Regions from separate parts of the Homo sapiens genome. Here region 2 is linked to region 1. Evidence: read pairs that join two places in POLR2A ChIA-PET (ENCODE). Cell type or tissue: CD4-positive, alpha-beta T cell. All regions are shown on one strand. Links, peaks and the distances in the headings refer to the core of each region. The heading gives the core; the rest is flanking DNA.

Region 1 (7,550 bases), core at 1,644-5,643:
CACACACACACACACACCCTATGTATCTATCTATATATTCACACAATAGAATACTATTCAGCCTTAAAAAAATAGATTATGTTGTGACATGGATGAACCAGAAGGACATTTTTCTAAGTGAAATAAGCCAGATACAAAAGACAAATGCCATATGTTCTCACTTATACGTGGAAGCTAAAAAAATTGAATACATAGAAGCAGAGAGTAGAATGGGTATTAACAGAGGCTGGAGAGTTAGGGGAATGGGGAGATGTTGGTCAAAGTATATAATGTTTCAGCCAGACAGGAGGCATAAATGATAAGAATTTGAAGTGACGGATTTCTTAATTAACTGGATTCAATCATTCCATATTGTGTGTACATATATATATATATATATATATATATATATATATGAAAGAATCATTTTGTACCTCATAAAATATATACAATTATAACTTGCCAATATCCAACAAAAAATTAATTAAAAAATAATTCAATCCCTAGAGGAATTCCAGAGTATACCTGGAAGCAGATTTTGCCCAGCATGACTAATTCCGAGATGTAGTAATATTTGGAGAAACAGAGGTTCGATTAGGGTTATTTTGCTTCATTTCTTTCTCTTGCTTTTCTCTTCTCTTCTTATTTTATACATATACCCAGACATCATGAAAGTAAAAGGATCACTTTCTCTGGCAGATACCACATGTGGATTAGGTATGCAAAGCATGAGTTCCTATAATATGTGCTTCCCCTGAAATAGACCCTACATACTGTGCATTGCTTTGTTTGTTTGTTTTTAACTTTTATTTTAGGTTTGGGGGTACATGTGAAGGTTTATTACATAGGTAAACTTGTGTCATGAGGGTTTGTTGTACAGATTATTTCATCACCCAGGTATAAAGATCAGAGGACAATAGTTATTTTTTCTTCTCCTCTCCCTCCTCCCACCCTCCATCCTCAAGTAGACCACAGTGTTTGTTGTTCTCTACTTTATGTTCATGAGTTCTCATCATTTAGCTCCCACTTATAAGTGAGAACATGTGGTCTTTGGTTTTCTGTTCCTGCATTAGTTTGCTAAGGATAATAGCCTCCAACTCCATCCATGTTCCCACAAAAGACAGGATCTTGTTCTTTTTTATGGCTGCATAGTATTCCATGGTGTATATGCACCACATTTTCTTTATCCAATCTATAATTGATGGGAATTTATGTGGATTCCATGTCTTTGGTATTGTGATTAGTGATGCAGTTAACATTCATATGCGTGTGTCTCTATGATAGAATGATTTCTATTTCTCTGAGTAAATACCCAGTAATGGGTTTGCTGGGTCAAATGTAGTTCTGCTTTTAGCTCTTTGAGGAATCACCATACTGCTTTCCACAATGGTTGAACTAATTTACACTCCCACCAACAGCATATAAGTGTCCCCTTTCCTCTGCAACTTTGCCAGCGTCTGTTATTTTTTGACTTTTTAAAAATAGCCATTCTGACTGGTGTGAGGTGGTATCTCATTGTGGTTTTGATTTACGTTTCTCTAATAATTAGTGATGTTGGACATTTTTTCATGTGCTTGTTGGCTGCATGTATGTCTTCTTTTGAGAAGTGTCTGTTTATGTTCTTTGCCCTCTTTTTAATGGGGTTGTTTTTGTCTTGTAAATTTAAGCTCCTTATAGATCTGCGCATTGTTAAGTGCCTGTTCGCTTGATAGTACTTTAGTTGGCAGAAACCATGTAGCTCATTACCCATTGTAATCTTAGTGTCTAACATGGGACTTGGGATACAATGTGGGTACTTTAAAAGTATTTGCTGAATAGATAAATGAATGTCTCAAGCACACAGACAACATGCTTAATGCAAAGCTAAAGGATTTCAGGGCAGGTGTCTTAAGAGGTGGAAGTTGAAGGAATTGTCAAAGGAGGACTTGAAGTGACATCCCAAGGCATATAGGGGCCATATAAAGAAAAAGATAATGGACCAGGTAAAAAGAAACAATCAAGTGATGGGAGTCATCATGAAATTACAACGTCAGTTCAGTGGGATAGGAAGTGAACAGCACAGAGGGTTAGGAGGTTGTGTCCAGAATAGGATACTGGATTTTAAGATTTCACAGGTGCGGTTGTTTCAGGTCATTACTAGGTCAAAATGTGGCCTTAGCAAGACTTGCTCAAACCATATGCAATTGCCAATATTCGAATTTTTTACTTATAAAAATACACTTTTATTATTCAAACCAATAGTTTGTTCAATTTTAGTGGAGGTGGGGTGACGATCAAGGAATTTTGAGGCTGAGATATGAACTGACTCATTCATATAGATTCTGAGACCACTCAGAGTGATTTTAAGAGGTGAGGGGGGAAGAGTGTTGTGCCTAACTTGGGTGAGTGTGGTAGATAACAGTGAAGAGAAGGGATTAAAAAACAGCATAGATCAATGACATAGGATGGAAGCTTTAAACAAACCACATTAGATCATAGGGGTAACAGCCTAGCTTGGAAGTTGCAAAGGGGAGCTTGGAGAATATTTCTCCCTACGCTCTTTTGATGCTGGATACTTGGATATTAAGAGAAGTACCAACATCTGGAACAGATTTACCAGATTTACTCACTCACTTAATTGACTTATCAGAGGCTAAGGCCATTGTGGGTCAATGATGGCATAAGGCAAAAATTTGGCTTATTTTATCACCTATGACAATACAGATCCATTTCGCAATAAACTTTCCTATAACCCAGAGTACATAAGAATGTTTTTTCTTTGTTGTTCTCTACTTTCTATCTTATCTATATGTTAACATTTACCTCTTCTTCTCCAAAGTCACATGGTATGCATCTCTGGTTTACTACCATATCCCATGCTACATTTTACTGAGTTCACCCAAATGGGAAATTAAAATCTCAGTGAGTGACTTATTGAAAAATTTCCAGGCGAAATCCATGGTAACCATGTTCTACGAAGTTGGGACCTCAGTCTCATTTGTCACAAAGTGGCCTTCTCATCAGCTAAGTGCTTGGTTTGGTTTTGTAACATTTAGAAAAGGACTCCAAACTGACCCTTGCAGAGCTTATAGCTTGCAGTGAACGCCAAGAATGAGTTCTCAGACGATTCTAGCTGAGCGGAGCGGGGGACCACCCTTCTGAGAGAGAGTGTCACCCCAGAATCCATCCGCCAAGTATTTATTGAAAGGGCTTGTTAAACTACAAACATCCACTAGATGGCCTCTTGAGGTCGGGTCGTGAGGCACTTATGGCCTTATAAAAGCACTCAAACCACATTCTCAGGAGGCTGTTTTCAGCCTTCCTTATGACACGCTCCACTCCTTGTCCTGTTTTCAGGGTCAAGGAGTTACATTTCCATGCACAAATAACATACACACAGTGCCTCCGTCTTTTTCCATGCCCCTACCTCAAATGCCTTGTACACAAGCTTGAATGTGTTGCCATGCACCCCCGACGTCTCCCCCTTCTTTAATTCTTAGAGCGTGCTGGTCATCCAATGCAAGGTAAACTTCTATCGTTCTTCCCTGGTTGTCGACGCGCTGGGTAGCAGCACAGAGCCATCTGCAGATGTCTAGCAAACAGATACAAGAAAGAATAACTATAGCGGCCATCACCCAGATGCGCATGTTTAACCCAGACAACCAAGTGTTTGGGTTTAACCATTGAAAGCCTTCTTGAAATTGCTGAAGGGTACTTGTTTGTGATTGCTGTGACCTTTCTTCAAGTTGTTTCTTCAACTCACACTTAGGAGTAGAAACTTGAGAAGACAAATGGTCGCGATAAGCCCCTTGCAGATGTGTGTTCACTCTCTCCCAAGCATATTGGGAGCTATTATACGGCAGAAGTGTGACACAGATAGAATTATATTGCCAATCACAATGTAAATTTTGACAGGTAATGAATGCCTGCTGCTGATTCCCTAGCTATTTAACAGTGGCTTTAAGAGCCTCCAGGTGAGGCAGAATAGTTTTATCAATATTTACCTGTTCTTGAAATTCATGGGTTACATTATATGCAGTGTGGTTCACCACTGAGGCTGCGTGAATAGATTGTGTCAGAGAAACAGCCACAGTAGCGGCAGTTGCTAATATAATAATAGCTGAGACTAAAAAGGCAATTAAAGTGGCCAGAAATCTTTTTTTCTGAGTATGAGACAGTGCTTTTCTAAATAGCTGCAGAGTGGAATCTCCTTCCCAGCTCCTGGTTAAATTTATGGGCAGCTACAATTCTGCACGCCATTTTACAATCATGACATAGGTTATATTCAACTGTGTAATGTTTTGATGAGACAATCATGTAGCATACTAACTACTGGAAGAGACTTTAATACTATAAAAGGATTGATTCTGCTCTATGTTAGGAACACCTTGCCCAAACAAAAGTATATAGGGGTGCATAGTACAAATCAGGACTGTGTCAGTAACATTATTATGCAAAGAGAGGGTATAGTTGCCACCACTAGTAATATACTCACCATGTGAAAGAACCCATTCAATAAAAGGAAGTCCTAGTCTCCAAATTTCGGTATGAGCAGGGCTTAAAGCCTGTTTCCCTGTTAGTTATAATATTGGTCCTGAAAGCCCATACTCTGACCAGGTGACAAAACTATTGGAAGGACTCCAAATCCAGTAGTCTGATTGGCACACATAAGATTACCATGGGGACCCCATTATCAAACAGAGGCCCTTGATGGGGCGCAGGCTGTCTGCACAGCGAACACTGGACGACATCAAACTTATATTGCCAGTCTCTACTCAGACGGCATATAGGAAGATCAGGCCCTTGTGTAGCTTCATTAGAGACCTCAGTAAGATTAGTGGTAACAGCAGAAATAAAGGTCAAGTTTGCAAGCTTAGTATCCCTTTTGGACTGAGGTAAAGATATTCCTGAAGATTGAGAATGACACACTTATCACGTGCTATTGTGGAAAAACAAATAGGGGGATTGCTATACAATAAAATCAAGGAGTAATTAAGTTTAATCCATCCCAAATTTTCAGTTAAGGGGTAAGACAAGAGCATCCATCGACCTCCTATCCAAGAAGTGTCATTAGATGACAAAGGCGGGTCAGCATCCCACCATGTAATAACATTAAAAACACGGGGATTTAGAACATGACTCCAATAAACATGTTCTTGAGCTGATCCCACTTGGCAAAGTATAAGAATTACCAGCCACCCCAACATCCATGTCTGTCTTACTTTCTCAGAAGTTTCCCCAGTTGCCACAGATACATAAGAAACCGATTCTCTGCAGTTGCATGGGCTTCCACGGCTGCAAGCAGGATAGATGCCTGTTGATCCAATCTCTTTAGCTGTCCCCAGGTAATGTTAGGTGACTTCTGAGTCATCATTGTCATTATTGGTTGATTCTCCGACAGGTCCTAGTCTCGAGAACAGAGCCCCATATTCCCCCTTTTTTGTTTATTAAGATATATTTTAAGAGTTTGATGAGCTTATTTAACAATGGCCTGACTGGCTGAGTTAGAAGGAATACCAGTTTTGTGTTGTATGTACCAAAGTTGCAATGCATATGCAAATTGAGCACTAAGATAGTAAGGTCCATTATCAGTTATTATAGTGTGTGGAAAGCTTAGAGTCATAATAGAGTTAAACAAATTAGCAAATGCATCTTTAGTTTTTTTCTCCCGTCTGGGGGGTAGCATGTGTCAGGCCTGTATAAGTGTCCATGGTAACGTGGAGAAATTTAAAACTTCCAAAGGATGGTTACTGAGTAACATCAGTTTGCCAGATAGTGTTAGGCACCAGACCTCGTAGGCTGGCACTAAGCCCTAAGGAAAAAGGGGAAAGAGAACGCTGTTGGCAATCAGGACAGTTTTAATAATCATGTGAGCTTAAGCAAGTGTCAAATGAAACTGTTGTTTAAGACTGCAGGCGTTCTGATGAAAAACAGCATGATCAGCTTGAGCTCGCAAAAAAGCAGGAGAATCTGCAAACCACATCTGTGGTCGTACCAGAGCATCAGCTCAAGCATTCCTTTCTGACAAGGGACCAGATAGCCCAGAATGAGAGCGAATATGTGTGATGTAAAGAGGGTGATGACTGGCAAGGAGGAGTCTTGCGCTGCAAGAGACAAAGCTAGTAGGGGTTCATTAGTAATGCCCTTCACATGTGCAAGATCTAAATGAGTAATACTATACACCGCATAAGTGGAATCACTAAGTATATTTACGTCTTGGTGAGGAAAATTTGTAAGGCCAATATCAAGGCACCTAACTCTGCCTGTTGTGTAGTTTTTAAAATGCTCCTGGATTCTGTACTGCCAGTTTTGCATGGCATCTTGCCACACTATAGCTGCTTTTCCAGTTTTTCCTGAACCATCTGTAAAGAGAGTGATGGCATGAAGTAAAGGCTCAGAGACAACAATAGATACAAACTTCACAGGCATAGTTTGTAAAAAGTTCAGGAGCTTAGAGGCTGGTAAATTGAAGCTGATATTACGAATAAAGTCAGCCATTGCTACTTGCCAATCAAGATCACGAGCTAAGAGAGTATGAAATTGTTCCTTGCTTAAAGGTAGGAAAGAGTAGCAGGGTCATATCCTGACAGCTGGACGCAACGTTGGCGTCCCTTTATGAGAAGAGAAGCTATTAAATCTGTTGTCTTTTGTGTATGTTTAGAGGGATTATGAGACAGGTACATAACAGATGTAAAATACAGAAATGGCAAAAGATAAAGCCTACCTGTTAAACTAAGGCATGGAAGCGATGGATATTTCAAATGATTATTACTATATTTTGGCCCTTGAAAATCATTAGAATGTGACTGCAAGTCGCCAGGATAATAAACCTGCATTGAGTTAGCTTAAGTATGTAAAAAAAAAAAAAAGAAAAAACCCCAAAAAACTTTTTAAAATGTCCTTTGGTGTTGGCCATTTTCCTGCATCAGCCTTTAGATGGAATGTCTTAGAAGTGAGCTTGGGAAAGTAGGGCTGTGGCCAGTTTCTTTTATTCGGTCTGGGCTCCTTAGGCAGCTTCTGTTTTTAACAGCTTGCCACTTGTTGCTGCCCTTACTCTGAAAGAAAGGAAGGAAGACTACAAGTGGCAGTAAGAGGCCAAAGAATGACCGGGTGGTAACGTGCGTGTGTAAGCGCAGAGGCTGGAGGGAAGAAGGTAACCGGCTGGGAGAAAACCACTCCGCTTATCTTTTAGGCCACCTACGCCTGAAGCCAACCCTGTTAGGTAAGGTACTGAAAATAGACTGCGCTTTTTATTATTTTTACCACCCTCAAGCAGAGAGGCTCAGGGGAGGAGCAGACAGGCAGCGCAGTGTCTGCTTTGAAGTTTCTTAGCCCCAGTGTTTTTAAACATTTTATAAAAAAGCGAAACAAACATTCCTTACTGCTGCGTCTTATCTTCTGACGATGACAGCAGCTGGCAGAGCTCATCCACCTCAGCCTAGTTAGCATTTAGCATATGGCTACTGGAGAGCGTCCCTTATTAGCGGGCTCCTCCCTCAGGGCTCCGTACTCTAGGCTCCTCCGCACTACTTTGCCCACCTTAGGCTAGTAAGGTCGGCGTGCACATGGACTGTTTCTTAGCCCTTTCCCTA
Region 2 (7,550 bases), core at 1,892-5,891, 120 kb after region 1:
TTTTCATTGGAGAGAGGGATTACTAATTTGTTATCTAATCTAATCTCTCTGTATCAGAAAACGTTTTTTCCATTTTGGTAGCTTTTACGCATAAGATTTATTTTCCAGCTTTTTGCCTGTTTCCAAGATTCCTATCCTTTTTTTTTTTTTCATACAATTACCTCTCTAGTAAACGTTTGACTAGTGTCCAGAATAGTAGGGGGAAAAAAAGAGGATTCCTGTATCTACTTTGTGTTCCTTGCTGAATATGCCATGGTGACTTTTTTCAGTAGAAGCTGTGTTTGAAGCCAGTGGAAGTTAGTTTTCTAAGAATTTGTGTTTGGCAAAACAAAATGTGCAGGTTTCATATGCTATTCTCTTCAGAGATATTGTTTTAAAATACATATTCATCTGAAGTTAGTTAATTTACTTAGTCTGATCTAGGTGTTAAGGAAGGTCATGGACCATGATTTTCCTTTTTCTCTGACCATGGCTAGCATCATGGTCCCTGAGCAGTTATCCCCAAATGCTTGCTGTTGGCCACAGTGGAACATAGTTTAGTGAATGTAGCTGGATCAGCATAGCCTACAAGCACTCCTGGAAAAAGCTTTAAGTACATGTCCTCTTGGCAGTAGACTGGCAAAATTGTCTCTGTATAGGAAATTTAAATCTTTAAACATTTTAAAATATTTTAAAATTGCTCATCTTTAAGGATTTTTAAATGGTTTTTTAAAATTTTTTATTTCCATAGGTTTTTGGGGAACAGGTGGTATTTGGTTACATGAGTGAGTTCTTGAGTGGTGATTTGTGAGATTTTGGTGCACCCATCCCTGAGCAGTGTACACTGAATTCCAATTGGTAGTCTTTTATCACTCACCCCCTTCCCACCCTTTCACCCTGAATCTCCAAAGTCCACTGATTCATTCTTACCCCTTTGCATCCTCATAGCTTAGCTCCCACTTATAAGTAAGAACATATGATGTTTGGTTTTTTATTGCTGAGTTACTTCACTTAGAGTAATAGTCTCCAATTCCATCCATGTTGCTGTGAATGCCGTTAATTTATTCCTTTTTATGGCTGAGTAGTATTTTATCATGTATATATTATATATATATGTATATCACAGTTTTTTTACTCATTGTTTGATGGACATTGTGTTGCTATAAACATGCATGTGCAAGTATCTTTTCTATATAATGACTTCTTTTCCTCTGGGTAGGTGGCTAGTAGTGGGATTGCTGGATCAAATGGTAGCTCTACTATTAGTTCTTTAAGGAATCTCCACACTGTTTTCCATAGCGGTTGTACTAGTTTACATTCCCACCAACAGTGTAGAAGTGTTCTCTTTTCACTGCATCCATGCCAACATCTATTATTATTTTTTGATTATGGCTGTGCTTGCAGGAGTAAGGTGGTATCACATTGTGGTTTTGATTTGCATTTCTCTGATCATTAGTGATGTTGAGCATTTTTTCATGTTTGTTGGCCATTTGTATATATTCATTTGAGAATTGTCTATTCATGTCCTTAGCCCACTTTTTGATGGGATTTTTTTTCTTGCTAATTTGAGTTCATTGTCGGTTTTGGATATTAGTCTTTTGTCAGATGTATAGATTGTGAAGATTTTCTCCCACTCTGTGGGTTGTCTGTTTAGTCTGCTGACTATTCCTTTTGCCATGCAAAAGCTCTTTAGTTTAATTAAGTCCCAGCTATTTATCTTTATTTTTATTGCATTTATTTTTGGGTTCTTGGTAATGAAATCTTTGCCTAAGCCAATATCTAGAAGGGTTTTTCTGATGTTATCTTCCAGAATTTTTATAGTTTCAGGTCTTAGATTTATATAGTTTCAGGTCTTAGATTTAAGTCTTTGATCCATCTTGCGTTGATTTTTGTGTAAGGTGAGAGATGAAGATCCAATTTCATTCTCCTACATGCGGCTTGCCAATTATCCCAGCACCATTTGTTGAATAGGGTGTCTTTTCCCCACTTTATGTTTTTGCTTGCTTTGTCAAATATCAGTTAGCTGTAAGTATTTGGGTTTATATCTGGGTTCTCTATTCTGTTCCATTGGTCTATGTGCCTATTTTTATACCAGTACCATGCTGTTTTGGTGACTGTGGCCTTATAGTATAGTTTGAAGTTGGGTAATGTGATGTCTTTTCACCTAGTCTTGCTTTGGCTATGTGGGCTCTTTTTTGGTTCCAAGTGAATTTCAGAATTGTTTTTTCTAGTTCTGTGAAGAGTGATGATGGTATTTTTATGCGAATTGCATTGAAATTGTAGATTGCTTTTGGCAGTATGGCCCTTTTCACAATATTGATTTGACCCATCCATGAACATGGGTTGTGTTCCATTTGTTTGTGTTATCTATGATTTCTTTCAGCAGTGTTTTATAGTTTTCCTTGTAGAGGTCTTTCACCTCCTTGGTTAGGTATATTCCTAAGTATTTTATTTTATTTTGTTTTGTTTTTGCAGCTATTGTAAAAGTGGTTGAGTTCTTGATTTGATTATCAGCGTGGTCACTGTTGGTGTATAGCACTGCTACTGATTTGTGTACATTAATTTTGTATCTTGAAACTGCTGAATTTATCAGTTCTAGGAGCTTTTTGGAGGAGTCTTTAGGATTCTCTAGGTACAGAATCATACCATCAGCAAACAGCAACGGTTTGACTTCCTGTTTACCGATTTGGATGCCCTTTATTTCTTTCTCTTCTCTGATTGCTCTGGCTAGGACTTCCAGTACTATGTTGAATACAAATGATGAGAGTGGGCATCTTTGTTTTGTTTCAGTTCTCAGAGGGAATGCTTTCAACTTTTCCCCATTCAGTATTATGTTGGCTATGGGTTTGTCATAGATGGCTTTTATTACATTGAGGTATGTCTCTTGTATGCCGATTTTGCTGGGGGTTTTAATCATAAAGCGATGCTGGATTTTGTCAAATGCTTTTTCTGCATCTATTGAGATGATTGTGTGATTTTTGTTTTTAATTCTGTTTATGTGGTGTATCACATTTATTGACTTGTGGATGTTAAACCATCCCTGCATCTGTAGTATGAAACCTGCTTGATCATGGTGGATTATCTTTTTGATGTTGAATTCGGTGAGCTAGTATTTTGTTAAGAATTTTTTTTTTCTTGAGACGGAGTCTCACTCTGTTGCCAGACTGGAGTGTAGTGGCATGGTCGTGGCTCACTGCAACCTCCGCCTCCTGGGTTCAAGCAATTCTCTGCCTCAGCCTCCTGAGTAGCTGGGATTACAGGCACCCGCCACGATGCCCAGCTAATTTTTGTATTTTTAGTAGAGACAGAGTTTCACCATCTTGGCCAGGCTGGTCTTGAACTCCTGACCTCACGATCCACCCGCTTCAGCCTCCCAAAGTGCTGGGATTACAGGCGTGAGCCACCACGCCCGGCCTTTTAAGAATTCTTGCATCTATGTTCATCAGGGATATTGGTCTGTAGTTTTCTTTTTTGGTTATGTCCTTTCCTGGTTTTGGCATTAGGGTGATACTGGTTTCATAGAATGATTTAGGGAGGATTCTCTCTTTCTGTATCTTGTGGAGTAGTGTCAATAGGATTGGTACCAATTGTTCTTTGAATGTCTGGTAGAATTCAGCTGTGGATCTATCTGGTCCTGGACTTCTTTTTTTGTTGGTAATTTTTAAAATACCATTGCAGTCTCACTGGTTGTTATTGGTCTGTTCAGGGTTTCTCATTCTTCCTGATTTAAGCTAGGAGGGTTGTATCCAGGAATTTATCCATCTCCTCTAGGATTTCTAGTTTATGTGTGTAAAGGTGTTCATAGTAGCCTGAGTGATCTTTTGTATTTCTGTAGTGTCAGTTGTAGTATCTCCCATTTCATTTCTAATTGAGCTTATTTGAATCTTTTCTCTTCTTGATTAATCTTGCTAATAATGTTCTGTCAGTTTTATTTATCTTTTCAAAGGACCAGCTTTTTGTTTCATTTATCTTTTGTATTTTTTTTTTTTTTCAGTTTCATTTTGTTCTGCTCTGATCTGGGTTATTTCCTGCCTTCTGTTGGGTTTGGGTTTGTTTTGTTTTTGTTTCTCTAGTTTCTTGAGATGTGACCTTACATTGTCTGTTTGTGTTCTTTCAGACTTTTCAATGTAGGCATTTAAGGCTATGAACCTTTCCCTTAGCACCACCTTTGCTGTATCCCAGAGGTTTTGATAGATAGTGTCACTCTTATCATTCAGTTTGAAGAATTTTTAAGTTATCTTTAAAATGATTTGATCCTTAAACATGTATACAGAATATGTGTCTTTGTTGCACCCAACACTGACAAGTTGTACAGAAGTACATTTGTCAGTTAACAGTATATTCCACATTACTGAAAACATTTTATTGTGAAATGTCTGCTTTTCTATACAAGAATACATTTGGTCCAATAAAATGATAGCATTTCTTATAAAGCAGGACTTTTTATGCTAAATAAAATTATTACATTTTTGTTCAACACTTATTTTTTGTTACACAATTATCACAACACAAAAGCAGTGGAGTGCCTTGGAATCTCTGAACAATATTTGTCCTGGAGAAGATGACTGTTGATAATTTTCATGGAAATTCCTGAGACAAATAGTTCTCTTCCTTGTGTGTTGAGAAATCAGTAAATGTAATGTAGATTCCATTTTAGAATGTTAGGTAGAAAGTCATTCTGAATTCCTATTTTTACAGTGTGTTGATTTTATTTATTTGTTTACCCTTTAAGATAAGTGGCAGTTACCAATTATAGGTGATGAAGCAGAAAAATTTTATGACTTTATCTTATGATAAAACTTTTAGAAAAGTTGTGTATAAAATACCGATACCAAACTAGTGTTATCTTGTAAAATATTTTCTACAAATTGAAAATTTCTATCTTCTTACATTGTTTTTTAAACCTTTATTCCAAATATGGGAACCATTTGTCTTTTAATGATCCCTGAAAAGACAAATCAAGGGGTGAATTTAAAAAAAAAGGCAGTCTTTAGTCATTATATTCTTTAAAAGCTCTAAGCCTTAATGTTTTCGTTCAATTATTGCTTAGCTTTTACAAGGCTTGTAGGTGCTGAGGATTCAAATATAAAAAAGACATTCTTTCTTGAGATTCCAGTCCACAGAGAGACAAATATGACAAATATTTAAACAAGTAAAAGGGTTGGTACCAGTTGCTTTCTGTATGGGGATAGCTATTGCAACTGAATGAATTAGTAGATGATGGTTCTCTTGATTGCAGTGACTTATCCCGAGCATATTCTTCTTAACTTTTAGGTTTGGTTTTTTATTTTATTTTGTATACTTGTAATTCTTCTAGTTTATAGATAGCTCGAAATATTGTTATACCATTGTAATAGATGTTGCATATTTGCAGCATTCAAGGGAATCATCCTAGACTATCTGTTGGTTACTCAGCAGTTCTTTTTGGACTTCACTTTCTGGTATTTAAAAAATGTGACCATACTTCATTGGCCTGTTTCCTAAATATTTGTCTCTATAGTATATAGAACATTCAGATAAAATATATACATTTTATGGACACTTTGGAAGGTTTCTGAATGGCTAATTTAAATAATCTTCAACCTGTAATTTCACTTCTACTCTAAGTGTTAAAAATTCTTGAATATAATATGTTTTGTAATACAGACATATAAAACTAAATTACAAGGAGGTAAATATCCAAAAAAATGTAGAAAACCTTAAATATAACCTTTGATTTTGTGTAAACATAAAATGAAGTCAGGGAAGACATTACCACATATTGTTAGAGTTGGGAAAAGAGAGCCTTAATGGTTGCCAAAGCTCTAACTCATTACTTAAATTGGAGTAGTTTTGAAGAAATTAATATTCACATTTTTAAAGTGACATCTACAGGTGTGAGTAAAAACAATTAGATTGGTAAAATTTGGAAGTAATGTCATCTGTCTGGTCTTTTCACTATCACCAATAATATTCTAGATTGAGTTGGGAATAGAAGTAAGTGAATTTAATTTTGAAAAGTCTACTTGCAATTGAGTATCCTATCCTTTGTAGCTATTGTTGCCAAGTACTTTGAAAAGTTGAATTTCTACAGATTTAGGCATAAATAACATACATTTCTTATGGCATGGGCCTAATAAGACAGACTATAGGTAACCCATGGTTTTTATATTTGTTTTATAGTCCTGCTGGGTTCAAATATTGTAATACTTCAAGAAATAGACTAATAAAGATTTTTACACTCTTGTGATTATTTAGGAATTATCAGGCCTTTTGGAAACAGTGTATGGAAATTGGCAATTGTTGAGTGGTTGTGCTATGAAATTTTGATACAATTTTGAAGTACTATAACAATGAGTAGCAGTTATACTTCTTATTTTGTCTTTGAAATGTTATTCTTTTACACATCCTTATAACCTTTATTTTTTATGAGAGAGTAATGACAAAAAAACTCTATTGAAATAAATTTAATAACTAAAATATTTCCTAGCTTTCAGCTTATGTGGAGAAGTCGCTGTGAAGCCACCTATAAATCCATTTACTGAATTTATGGAGAAGGCTGTAAATGATGGAAGTCATTCAGAAGAACTCTTTTGCCATCTTAAAACTATATCAGAGAAAGAAGATTTACCACGGTGTACCAGTGAAAGTCATCTCAGCTGGTATTCTCATCAGTATCAGGGGAAATCTAAATTTCCGATTCTAGGATTTCCTGTTTTGTCTATAATATAAATTATTTGAATCAAATACAGCATTCTTTTAAGAGTATCTTTTCCAAATCTAGTATTTATTTATTAAAATATATTTAATCTGATTACAAGTGTACTCATCTAGCAGAATTCAACTAGTTTTTTTGAATCTTAATGAAAGCAATTAAAAATGAAAACCTGGCCGGGCGCAATGGATCATGCCTGTAATCCCAGCACTTTGGGAGGATGAGGCAGGTGGATCACTTGAGGTCAGGAGTTCAAGATCAGCCTGGCCAACATGGTGAAACCCCATCTCTACTGAAAAAATGCAAAAATTAGCCAGATGTGGTAGCGTGTGCCTGTTGTCCCAGCTACTTGGAAGGCTGTGGTAGAAGAATCACTTGAACCTGGGAGGCGAAGGTCACAGTGAGCCGAGATAATGCCACTGCACTCCTGGGTGACAGAGCCTGGGTGACAGAGCGAGACTCCATCTCAAAAAAGAAAAAGACAAAAAAAATGAAAACCTCATCTGTTAAGAATTTGTAAAATAAAGCTATTTAAGATAAATGAAAATATAATATGTGATATCAGAAATGTAGTTAATGAATGTGAAATCACTGTCATTTGGTATATTACTATATAGCAAATACTTGTCATACTTCTTTAGAGTGGGGAATACACTTGTTATTTACATGAAATATTGCCCCCCGTCAAATGGCAATCTTAGTATATACCATTACTGTCAGTATGGATAGCTTAGTCCAGCTTCTGGTTGAATTTGTTATGAATGAAAATAATATTTTATCATCTATAATCACACTTGACTTTCTGCCCATGGTTTTTAATAAGGGACAGGTGTCGTTTATAGATAGAATGTTCTTAGGCTCATTACTTTAAGCCAGT

Evidence for each region. Peaks named below come from ENCODE experiments on the same cell type or tissue, not always from the same donor. Only the 100,000 strongest peaks of a DNase experiment are listed, where the experiment ranks them.
Region 2: POLR2A ChIA-PET joins it to region 1 with 5 read pairs; 7 of 35 experiments call an interaction of 5 or more read pairs at or near these places.

The regions. Positions count from the first base shown.
Region 1 is chr1:86,503,832-86,511,381 of GRCh38, reverse strand. All of the region lies in intron 1 of LOC124904210 (a long non-coding RNA gene), which reads left to right. It overlaps LOC105378827 (a long non-coding RNA gene), which reads left to right and starts at 7,052. Exons shown (of 2, transcript XR_001738132.2): 1 at 7,052-7,180. RefSeq lists an enhancer at 3,094-3,595. In CD4-positive, alpha-beta T cell, for the core only: a CTCF peak has its summit at 3,142; a DNase peak (open chromatin) is centred at 3,221.
Region 2 is chr1:86,385,985-86,393,534 of GRCh38, reverse strand. It overlaps ODF2L (outer dense fiber of sperm tails 2 like), which reads left to right. Exons shown (of 17, transcript NM_001366781.1): 2 at 6,449-6,620. The coding sequence starts at 6,508. Among named protein-coding and RNA genes, the nearest start is that of ODF2L, 6.6 kb to the left of the region's middle. In CD4-positive, alpha-beta T cell, for the core only: CTCF peaks have their summits at 3,281, 3,574 and 3,777; a DNase peak (open chromatin) is centred at 4,024; H3K4me3 peaks cover 721 bases; H3K27ac peaks cover 2,071 bases.